Linked DNA regions of Homo sapiens: regions 1 and 2 are each linked to region 3. Evidence: read pairs that join two places in POLR2A ChIA-PET (ENCODE). Cell type or tissue: CD4-positive, alpha-beta T cell. All regions are shown on one strand.

The links. Peaks named below come from ENCODE experiments on the same cell type or tissue, not always from the same donor. Only the 100,000 strongest peaks of a DNase experiment are listed, where the experiment ranks them.
Region 1: POLR2A ChIA-PET joins it to region 3 with 5 read pairs; 7 of 35 experiments call an interaction of 5 or more read pairs at or near these places.
Region 2: POLR2A ChIA-PET joins it to region 3 with 5 read pairs; 8 of 35 experiments call an interaction of 5 or more read pairs at or near these places.

Annotation. Positions count from the first base shown.
Region 1 is chr10:14,581,931-14,585,930 of GRCh38, forward strand. All of the region lies in intron 2 of FAM107B (family with sequence similarity 107 member B), which reads right to left. Among named protein-coding and RNA genes, the nearest start is that of MIR1265, 150 kb to the left of the region's middle. RefSeq lists an enhancer at 1,311-1,370. In CD4-positive, alpha-beta T cell, no CTCF peak of the experiment used is centred here; DNase peaks (open chromatin) are centred at 1,511, 2,233, 2,911 and 3,850; H3K27ac peaks cover 3,330 bases.
Region 2 is chr10:14,847,176-14,851,175 of GRCh38, forward strand. It overlaps HSPA14 (heat shock protein family A (Hsp70) member 14), which reads left to right. Exons shown (of 14, transcript NM_016299.4): 4 at 1,434-1,482; 5 at 1,615-1,720; 6 at 2,546-2,636. Among named protein-coding and RNA genes, the nearest start is that of MSANTD7, 11 kb to the left of the region's middle. In CD4-positive, alpha-beta T cell, no CTCF peak of the experiment used is centred here; no DNase peak of the experiment used is centred here.
Region 3 is chr10:14,526,616-14,530,615 of GRCh38, forward strand. It overlaps FAM107B (family with sequence similarity 107 member B), which reads right to left. Exons shown (of 5, transcript NM_031453.4): 3 at 3,717-3,900. Among named protein-coding and RNA genes, the nearest start is that of MIR1265, 92 kb to the left of the region's middle. In CD4-positive, alpha-beta T cell, no CTCF peak of the experiment used is centred here; a DNase peak (open chromatin) is centred at 2,036.

The DNA of each region.
Region 1 (4,000 bases), 55 kb after region 3:
AAAATCAATGCCCATTTATCATAAGGAGACAGCTGTACAGAATTTGGTATTGTTTAAAATTGTATAGGATGCTTGCCCAAGTTGACAGTTTCAACTTTGGCATATTGTTGACACATTCTTTGTGACAAAAGTTGACACTCCCAGTTATGGCACATAAGAATAAAACCCTGTCTTCAACCATAGAGAATAGCAGCAGCAGCCTGTTTGCCATGGGTTACCAAAGGGATCCAAGGTTGCTAGGATACTTCAGTTTCAAATATCCTTCTTTGCTATCCCCGTAAATATACACTAAGTTTTCAAACAATTCACTCTAATCCTGATTAGATAATAAACTGTGACCACACCTCTGGGAGATAAATAATGGTCTTTCTAAAAACAGTACCAGAGCATCGAAGTGTAAGTTATTGCAACCACATACCCATGTTTGTTTTTGTTTTTTCTTTTCTTTTTTTTTTTTTTTTTTTGAGACAGAGTCTCACTCTGTTGCCCAGGCTGGAGTGCAGTGGCACAATCTCTGCTCACGGCAACCTCCGCCTCCTGGATTCAAGCAATTCTCCTGCCTCAGCCTCCCGAGTAGCTGGGACTAACAGGCGCCTGCCACCACACCCGGCTAATTTTTTGTATTTTTAGTAGAGACAGGGTTTCACCATGTTAACCAGGATGGTCTCGATCTCCTGACCTTGTGATCTGCCCCCCTCGGCCTCCCAAAGAGCTGGGATTACAGGCGTGAGCCACCACACCCAGCCTACCCACATGTTTTAACGTTGTACTGAGTACTTATTCCATGGAGGCACACTACTCTTACACCAACTTTATTACTGTATAACTCTATGAAGGAGGCACTATTATTTTATTGATAAGAAAGACGAAACTCGCCGGGCATGGTGGCTTACGCCTATAATCCCAGCACTTTGGGAGGCCAAGGCACGTGAACCACCTGAGGTCAGGAGTTCGAGATCGGCCTGGCCAACATGGCAAAACCCCATCTCTACTAAAAATACAAAAATTAGCCGGGCAGAGTGGCGTGCCCCTATAATCCCAGCTACTTGGGAGGCTAAGGCAGGAGAATTGCTTGAACCCAGCGGGGTGGAGGCTGCAGTAAGCGGAGATCGCGCCACTGCACTCCAGCCTGGGCAAAACAGTGAGACTCTGTCTCAAAAAAAAAAAAAAAAAAGAAAAGAAAGAAAGAAAGCCAAAGCTGGTAAACGGCAGACCTGGAAGGTGGGCCCGGCAGTCTCATTCCAGAGCCTGATAAATCATACTATTACTATTTCTCCAACTAAAGAAACCAGAAGGAGGAAAATTCTTCATCTGGCAGAAGTTACCCAGGGAGAGAGAAGAGGACATATCCCTTCTGCTTGGCTAACAGGACAGCCTGTGTCTTATTTGAGAGTCAGGGCCCTCGCGGGGCAGAGTCGGAGATGAAGATACTGCAGGGAAAGTAGCTGCTGCTGCACCTTAGTGACAGATGACATGAAGCGCAGGACCGCAGCACAGACCACAGAACTCTGAAAACAGGACCCAAGCTCACCTTAGCGGGAAGTCACCACCCACTCACCTCCGCCCTTCTAGAGCTGAGTATTCTTTCACCTGTGGAAGTCACAAGCATGTGGCGTGGCTCTCCATTTTTAATTTTTTTAAAAAGTGGTCGCGGAAGTTGTGGCCAGACACATCACCCCACCCCAGTCCTAAAGGTAAGGTGGGTGGGGACGGAGGAAGAAGAAGAGGCTGGGCCTAACTAATCTGGGCACGTCCTTGCCAACACCTGCTGCTATGAAGGAGGGGGAAAAGTTGACAGTGGAAGGAAACTACAGGGAAAAAGGAAAAGAAACCACTGGACAAGGCCACAAGTTCGTCCATTCACCGGAAGAATCTTCTATAGGCGAACCCTGTTGAGCGCTCTCCTAGACCCAAGGCCACCCCTCAGGATCCAGGGCCTGGGACACAATACAAAGTACAAAACGACACTCTCCCCGAAAGGGACTCGTGGTCACCGTTGTTCATAGGAGTGTTTCATGGCAAGTCTTAGGAAAGAGGGTTTTGAGTTCAGGAAGTGTGGGACTAAAATGACACCAACACAGAAATAAACACTGCCTTTCAGTAGGAGTTCCTAGCTACTCCGGCAGATCCAGATGCTGAGACATACTGGGTCCGAAAGAAAGACTGATGGAGGGACCAAGCAAGACAGGCCCTCCTGATGCCCAGCCCTGAGGCTGCCACCTAAATAAGCAGCAACACTCTGGGTCTGATCTGGGTAGCTCGTTGGTGTCTCAGCTGAGTAGCAGCAATGACTCAGGAAGAAGCACTTAAGCCCTATAGGACCCTAAAGAGACACAAAGATGAGGATGCCAAGGGTCCCTGTCCTCAGAGTTGCCAACCAGATATGGAAAAACGCAGTGTATAACCAAGTGACCAGGGGAAAACCCCAAGGTGGAAAAGGACCTCCGAGGTCCAGCTGCCGATGAGAATTATGCTTTCGCACCCCATGGCCCTCGGCACTCAGAGTCTTTCGCTCCATTTTCACCATAAACAAAAAAGTCTCAAAACATGACAACAGCCTGTAAGATGCTGTGATCCAAATAAAATAGTTGGTGCAGAAATTCAAGGAAGTGCATCAACTCCTCCCAAAAGGGATGGAGAAACCACACCAAAAGAAAACCAGGAACACACGTGCAGTGCTCTCCCTACAATTATAAACAGCTCCAAGATACGGACCCTGTGAGGCAGGAGAATAGGGGCTGGAGGCAGGGAACCTAAGGCCGATTCACACTGACTTCCTAGAACTAAATCAAAAGGATAACCCCAACTTTCCACACCTATGTAACAAAAGGACCGGAGGCCACTCCCCTTGCAACCCCCACCTTTTCTGCATGGCAGGTGAAACTGAAAGGACCTCTGCTTGGTCCCCTCTTCCAACCAATCAGGCTGGTCACAGGCCAAGTCTTCATTTGCACAGGAGTATAACTTTGTAACTTCACTTCAGCCTGTAATTGGTTGCTTCCTGCAACCAATCAGATGTTGGCACAGGGTGTAACTTTGTAACTTCGCTTCAGCCTCTGATTGCTCCCCTCTTGCTGATTCAAATAACCAATCAGACCAATAGTGAGCCATTAGTTCATTTACACAAGGTGTACACCAAGTAACCAAAGGGACACCTCTAGAGGGTATTTAAACCCAAGAAAATTCTGTAACCGGGCTCTTGAGCCCCTATGCCCAGCCCGCTCCCACCCTGTAGAGTGTACTTTTGTTTTCAATAAATTTCTGCTTTTGTTGCTTCATTCTTTCCTTGCTTTGTTTGTGCGTTTTGTCCAATTCTTTGTTCAAAATGCCAAGAACCTGGACACCCTCCACTAGTAACACCTGGACCCCACCTCAGCCCCCTCCACTCTCGCAAGCCCCATCTTCCCGGCAGTCAACTAAGAATCAGACTTTCCCAGCCCCTGTCAACCAGGCTGATGAGTAGAAGACCAAGAATCCTCTCCCTCCTCTCTTCCTCTTCCCTCTCTCACCAGTCCCTGCCACCAAGCCTTTAGGTGAAGCCACGGACCCTGGGGGGCGCCAGGAAAAGCAAGTACAGTCTCTCGAGCACTCCAGCCAATTACAGAGGTGCAATTACAGATGCTGCATGTGCAGCTGCCCTGAGGTTTACAGAATTAGCTTATCAATGACAAAACAGACGGCCATCTAAAACACACACTGGGAGAAAAGAGCTCTGAAAAGTGTGGCGCAGAACGTTCTTTGGAATTCAAATAACAAGTACACAAAGAGAGGCAGCCAAGCTCCGCCCATGAGACAGGTAAACCATGGACTCACCACAGAACCTTGTGTGGTCAAATCTTTGGTCAGGATCTTCACTCATACACATAACAAATACTTCTCTGCAACCAAGTACTCGTGAGTAGGGTGACCATATTAATTGTCGACCACAGCAGTCATTGCTGAGTAAGGAGGAAGCCTCTGTTACTAATTACACCTGGACCAGGCTCGTCCCAAACCAAAC
Region 2 (4,000 bases), 320 kb after region 3:
CCATTTCTTAAGAGTTCTGTAAATTCTGTAAAATATCCTTCCTGGCAAATTCTCTTGTCTGGGTGGTAGACAACCTACGCACAACAGTATAAATTGTTCTGGTTGACTTAAATTCTAAAGAAAACAGAACTAGTAAGTGTCATGCTGAAATTCTAATATTGGTGCAAAACCCGCTATGAGCACACTTTATCTATTTTTCCTATTCTTAAAGTGTTTGGGATATAGTTAATATTAAATACTGAGTTTAGGAAAAGGAAGAAGCAAAGAGTTTAATGGAAAGAATACTAAACTTTGTATTGAAGTTCTGAATGCCAGCCAGTTATGCCATTGATTAGCTGTGTGACTTTGGGCAAGCTACTTACCTCTTGTCCTATTGATATTTTAGGTGACAGAGAAGGAAGTATGAGGAACCTGCAAGTATTCCAGAGTTCTAAGCCAAATTAGTCCATTTTAAACCCCGTTTGTCTGCCTCTTAACAAGTTAAGGTCTCCAGATGCTCTAACCCTTCAGCAATTAGCCACTATTAATTTTCAACTTCTCTTATTAAACAAATAGAATAGTCACAGCTCCTTGGAAGAAGGGTTTAATGAAAGGATACTAGTCTATTTTATCTTAATTTCTAGATGACATTAAGCCAAGAATCAGAGATTTCTATCCCGCTCAAGGGACAGAAGAACTGTGATCATTTACAAGATGAGTGGGAGGCAGCCTGCTAAAGTATGAATAATAGTAGCGTGATAGAGAAGACCTAGGCTCACGTACTGACTCTGCCCCTTGTTAGCTTATAAGTTATTGTCCCTCTCTGAAGCTCTTTATCTCTAAAATAATACCTGCCAAACACACCCCACTTAGGTGTTGTGAGGATAACGTGAGATAATGTACGTGAAAACATTTTGTAGTCTGCATAAGTTGCTTATATCTGTATATATATGCATATGCATAGTACTCTGCACCTTTCTATAAACAACATTCATAGTTTTGCTCAACCTTTTGGTTTCTGGAGTTGGTGTGTGTTCAGAAACCAAGCAACGAAGATGGTCTTAGCTAGTTTGGTTTGCCTTTAGTTTGCAACTTTCTCATCTCAGTGGTTGGGTCTTCAGAATCATAGGTGTGAAACTATGATACAAAATCATGGATATTATGAAAAGTCACCTCAAAATATATAGCACCTATTAATAGCACAGCCAGAACAAGAAAGCTATTTATTTTCAAATGCAAAGATCAGTACTTTAGTAGAATTACTATAACCCTTATAAATACTCCATTTCTATCTTCTGTAATATTTGAAGACTTTTAGTATTAAGCAGCTTAATAACTTTGTTAATATTTTAGTATTTGTTCAGTGATATTGTGAAATACAGTCTTCTCTAAACTTTATATATCTACAATACTGATTTTAATACTTAGCTATCTTTATCTTTCTTTATGGACAGCTCCAGTGATCCACAAGCTCAGAAATACATCGCGGAAAGTAAATGTTTAGTGAGTATGGTTCTGTTATTGCTTCCCTGTTACATAGAGTAATTACCAAGGTGATAACATGGAATGTTGATTTGAAACTTTGCATTTTTATTAAAAATTATTTATTTAGCATAATTGTAATTTATTTTATAGGTCATTGAAAAAAATGGGAAATTACGATATGAAATAGATACTGGAGAAGAAACAAAATTTGTTAACCCAGAAGATGTTGCCAGACTGATATTTAGTAAAATGAAAGGTATTTAGCAAAAGATATATAATAGTTACCTTTAATGATCTTTTGAAAGTTGACCTTAAAAAAAAAGTTAGAGGTATTTTTAGATCTTGGGAGAAGCAGAGTGATTGCACAGATAAGTAAGGACATATAAACTGTCGACCTGGTTGGGGCACTAACTGGGTATGTGCCCGTGGTTAAATGACTTGCCTTACCTGACTGTGATTTCCCTATAAGTCATATAAATGAATTAGGCCAAATAAGAGTTTTCCAAACATAGTTAGTGGCCGAGTAAGCTTGGTGAATAGTGGCACTTCAAGATCGACAGTATACTGTGAACAATAATTTAGGCAGACTAAGTAGGTCTGATTTTATCAGCAGTTCAGACGGAGGCTCTGAGCTGAGTGGTATTCTGTCGAACAATTTGGGAAATTCTGGAATAGATTGTTTATAAGGCTTCCTTCAGCCCTGTAATGATGTTAAGAACTTGGGGGTTGGAAGGCAGGCTTTAAATGTAGAGAACTAACATTATGACGTTGTGTCTTCACATGGATGCGTTAGGAGCTTATTCTCCATGGAGTCAGTCTAATTCAGAAGATGGTTGATACTGAAGCCTAAGAGCCAGGCTGTTTGGAAAGCTAATTCTGTGTCCAAATATATCACCAAAACCACAAGAAGTGCTGCATGATTTCAGAGCGCAGAGAAGAAAATTGACACGGGGGCGGGGTGGGCAAGCAAGTGTATTGGGAAATATGTTAAGTGAGATCTTTGTCATAAATTAATAAACCTCAGAAAGTATCACTTGTCATTTTCTTCTGTCATCAGAATTTTATATTTTTTAATATGCAGAAACGGCACATTCTGTATTGGGCTCAGATGCAAATGATGTAGTTATTACTGTCCCGTTTGATTTTGGAGAAAAGCAAAAAAATGCTCTTGGGTAAGTATATGGGGTTTATCTTACTGGCTTAATTAAAGGAAGTACAAAGTCACTATATAGTAAAAGGTAACATTGTATTTTAAAGTACCTTAGGCGATAAAATTGTATTTGTAAATAATTTAGTAAGGTAATGATCATTTTTATATGTATATATTTGATGAAATGCCAAGAGGCCAGGTGTGGTGGTTCACGCCTGTAATCCCAACACTTTGGGACACTGACGGGGGGGCGGCGGGTGGACCACCTGAGGTCAGGAGTTCGAGACCTGCCTAGCCAATATGGCCAAACCCTGTCTCTATTAAAATACAAAAATTAGCTGGACATGGTGTTGGTGCCTATAATCTCAGCTATTCGGGAGGCTGAGGCATAAGAATCGCCTGAACCCAGGAAGTGGAGGTTGCAGTGAGCCAAAGTCGCGCCACTCCACTCCAGATTGTGTGACAGCGAGACTTCGTCTCAAAAAAAAAAAAAAGCCAAGAGAACATAAAATTAAATATGGTGTACCTTCAGCTGTTTCGATCGGAAACATTTTAAATTACCAGGTTAAATTGACATTTATGAATCTCTTTGCCTTAATTTTGTGTAATTAAGGTTTATGTAGGAATTACATGTGCAGTTTTAGAAAATATTTGTGCTTATTTCTTCACCTTAGATCTTAACATCTAAACAGAAAAGTTATAGTTTTTACAGGTCATTATGCAAATGTATTGGTGTGCTTTTATGCCTTTGCTCTGCAGGATAGAGTTTCACACAAGGTTCTGGGCATTGAAGTTGCCTCTGAGGCAGAGAATTGCCTTATGTACTTTTAAAAACTGAACACTAGATTAAAGAAATTGGAAATTTTCAAGTGTTCTATAAATTTGTCTTTCTGCAGTTTTTGCATAGGCATTTTTTTCATTCAATAAATGTGTATTGATTACTGTTTAAGCCACACTGTATTGAAGGTTGAATAAATAGAGATAAATAAGACATGGTTTCTGATGTCACAGAATTAACAAGATAATTACGTTAAAATGTGGCAAGTACTTTGAATGGGGAAGTTCTGGATAGCATGAAGACAGGACACCTGTCCTAGACTCTCAGAGCCCCAAAAGACTCTCATCTTTTGAACTTTTTTTTTTAAACATGGATATTTTTGAGAGCTTTATTTCTCTTATTCAGTACGTGTGCTTTTTGCTTTCTTTGTGAAGAATATGGGCTCTGAACATTACAATTTTAAACAGAAAGTGATCTCTTATAGTCATTCATTTCTTGTTTTCTATATTCTTGCTTCTAAAGATCATTATACTTCATGTTCTACTTATGAAATTTTAGTAGCTTTTGTATAAAATCTTTAGCAGATCATTTCTAAAAATGTAGAATTG
Region 3 (4,000 bases):
TTCCATGTTGTACAGCAGCAAGTATTTATTGAGGAACTATTCAACTAGTAAAGCATGCCAAAAGAATGTCAGCTAAAAACCAGGAACAAGAAGCCACTGACTTCAAAATATACAAGCCAAAGAACCAATTTTAGGGATATGTTTAAGTAACTGACCTATTTATTCTAAAAAGTAATCTTTGTAGAGCACAGAATCTATCTCTCTAAATAATATCAGAAATATTAATTTTTTTTTTTTTTTGAGACGGAGTCTCGCTTTGTCACCCAGGCTGGAGTGTAGTGGCGCCATCTCAGCTCACTGCAAGCTCCGCCTCCCGGGTTCACGCTATTCTCCTGCCTCAGCCTCCTGAGTAGCTGGGACTACAGGTGCCCACCAACACGCCCAGCTAATTTTTTATATTTTTAGTAGAGATGGGGTTTCACCGTGTTAGCTAGGATGGTCTTGATCTCCTCACCTCGTGATCCACCCGCCTCGGCCTCCCAAAGTGCTGGGATTACAGGCGTGAGCCACCACACCCAGCCCTTCTTAATTGTTTTTTTAAAGATCCCTTCAATAGTAATCTTTTAACCAAAAAAAAAAAAAAGCCTTTTGAAATCTGCCTTTTTATACTACTGAAAACACCTGTGGAAAGTGAGAACCTGACACAAGGTTTTAACCGTCAGACCTAGAGGCTTCAAAGACTTTTAACCTGAAACTAAGCTGGGTTCCAAAGACAGTAAATAGAGGAATAGGATTACACACTAGAAAGAGCATAGGTTTCGCAGTTAGAAGACCTGTGGGTACTTGTTCTCTTAAGTTCTTGTTCTCAGCCTGTAACACATAATCTCTGAAATGTAACTGGAAAAACTGAACTGCCATAGAGCTTTGAGCTAAATTTGTAGCTATGCGTAGCAAAGGTATAAGTCTCCACATAAACTTGCTTTTATTTCTAAACACTATTTCAAAAAACTATTATGTAATCTTGAGATGATTCCTTAAACCAGTCACCTTGAGATTACTCACCTGAGTGAGGGTAACCTGAAGATAACACACACTGGGCTATTAGAAAGAGCACCAGATGAGACAAAATGTAGGAAGACTTGTTATAAACTACAGAAAAGCAAATGGATTTTTATTACAATACCATGCAGTAATCAAGACTGGTTATTCATTAACCAAACACACACAGTATTGATGTGATGTATCCTATAGTTTGGCACTAAAATTTAGAAATAAAAACCCCAGTCTCTAAAAAGTATACAAAATAAAAGATGAATAAAAGGAAAGAAACTGAGAAATTCTCACTTTAAAATCACTGTATTTCTAACAAGTTTGGTATTACCTTGAAAACTCTTAAGAGATAAGATGAGATATATTTTCATTTCATTTTGAAATCTGCCTTTTCTTTTTTTTTTTTTTAATGTATTTCCAACCAGACCAAAATCCTTCAAAGAAAAGGGAGAAAAAGCAATAGGAAATTCCAGTTGTTGTCACATAGGAAGTGGAAGATAGATGTGACTAAGTGATCACTTATTATGTTAAGCATTTTCATACACGCTATTATTTACTTTAAGTTTTGGTTTTTTTTTTTTTTTTTTTTTTTTAGAGACAGAGTTTTGCTCTGTCACCCAGGCTGGAATGCACTGGCACAATCTCGGCTCACTGCAACCTCCACCTCCCATGTTCAAGCAATTCTCCTGCCTCAGCCTCCCGAGTGGTTGGGATTACAGGCATGTGCCACCAAGCCCGGCTAATTTTTGTATTTTTAGTAGAGACAGGGTTTCGCCAGGTTGGCCAGGCTGGTCTCAAACTCCTGACCTCAGTGGATCCACCTGCCTTGGCTTCTCAAAGTGGTGGGATTACAGGCGTGATCCACGGTGCCCAGCCTACTTTAATTTTTATAAGAAAAATACTATTATCTCCCACTTTATAGATGAAGAAACAGATCTCAAGAGGGGATACCTTGGCCAAGATCATAAGGTAGGTAAAGTTAAGTTCTGGTAAAACCAAGATTCATATCATTTCTCTCTGACCTCAAAGCCCACATCCTCTCTACACCATAGTACTTTAGGGAAACCCAGCATTGTCTCAGGTTAGTTGAGCTGGGCAAACAAGGAGAAGAACAGGCCAGACAAAGACAGACAGAATGGAAGCCCTTTCTCTAAAAAATGTGGAAACAGACTCAACTGCACAAATCTGTAGGTTTTACAGCAATGACCCAAACTACTAAATATATTTTTGCAGAATAATTCATAGCCTATAATTTAGAGAACACTTATTCTGCAAATGTTGGTTTTACTCTGACCTTTATTCTGACTTGGAGCCCTTTCATAGATTTTCCTAGAAGAAAAAATTTGAGCTAAAATGTTTCTTAGAGAACAGCTAAGTCTCCTACCTTACACTTTATAGATAAGGGAACTGAGGCCAAAGAGGTGAAGATAATCTGAAAATCTTTGAGTGACAACTGCTATTCTATTTCGGAGCCTACTAAACTGACGAGCTTTCCACCAAAATGAAGACATGATTTCCCAGGCAGGATAGGATGGCTTCTAAATTCTGTGGTCTATTTTAGGAACTTGATAGTCTCATTTTGCTTTGGCCATAATAATACCAAATTCATATATTCTTTCTTCTATTGTGTGACAAAGGCAGATGGAAGCTAAAATCTTATTTGCATTCAATTTAATATACATTAATCCAACAGCTTCCTACTAATATGCTGGGGATAAAACAGGAGTAAGCCACATTCTCACACTCTAGAGGGAGAAACGTATTTACAAATAATTCCTGGGATAGATAGGAGTCATTTTTTCTAGCTGGAGTGTACTCAGGAAAGAGAATTGCCATAAAAATGCCCCTTGATCCTCTTTAAAACATTTGTTTAACTAGGCCTCCCTGCAAAAAATTACCCTAATGCTAAACTTGATCTGCGTATCTTTCAGTTCAGTGGGAGACCTTTCACCAGGGCTTAGCAAAGAGTGGGCAAATGAGTCATCTATAGTCCTACGAGATCTGAAAATAATCCTAAATGAAGCTTCCTAGTTCTTAAATTGAAAAAAATAGCCTTTCATCCTCAGTTCTCCTAGTCTCCTGTCCTGCCCAAATTATTTAAAAAGCAGAGTATAGCAACCCAACATCCATAATGATTTATGGCACAGATGGAGTTTGCAAAGTAGATAGAAGGTAAATGCTTTCCTGTCCTCCAAAATAATTAATAATAAAGACTATGATAATAATCTTTTAAAATGCTACCCCCAAACAAACAAAAACATGAGTGTCCTATCTATTAAGTCTAATATGGTTCTAGAGACTTCTCCCCACTACTGACAAATGCCGGAGTAGGCGGCAATTACATGATTCCTACACCTTCCCCAGTGTAAGGAGAAAATTCAGAGATTTTAAATTTAAGAACATATTTCTCTTCTACTTAGGACATTCTCTTCTATCTTTAATCCAGCCTCTTCCATCCGAATTTGGAAATACACATCCATTTCAGAAGGGAACCCGTGACTGCAGGAGTCTGGAAGCACTGCTGGCCACCACAGTGATGGCCACCTGCAGGGGATCTGCCTCACGGAGGGGTAACCCGGTTCTAGGATGTGAGAAGGAATAAGAAAGCCTTAACAAAGTGCAAGAAATCAAAGACTCTTTGAAGCCTCTGTAAATACAATTAAAATTAGATATCATGATCTTAAAAGTCCTCTTAAAAAAAAAATATGCTCAAGAAACCATTTTACCTTTTTTGATTCATAAGAAGTTCTCTGTGAAGATCTTGATGGTTCCGGGAGGTTTTTACAGGATTGATCAGTTTCTGAGGCCTAATGAGTTCAGGATTGTCATCTTCTATGTAGTCTGGCTCGGCCATGATGCTTCTTGTAATGAGATATGAGTCCTTATGGTCAATATCCTCAGGTGGGCTGTCTGAAAGAGAAAGATGAGAAACACTCATTTGCAGTTTTTGCTAAGGCTTTTCCCACACATGCAGAGGCCCACAGAGCTGTGCTCAGTATGCTAACACATG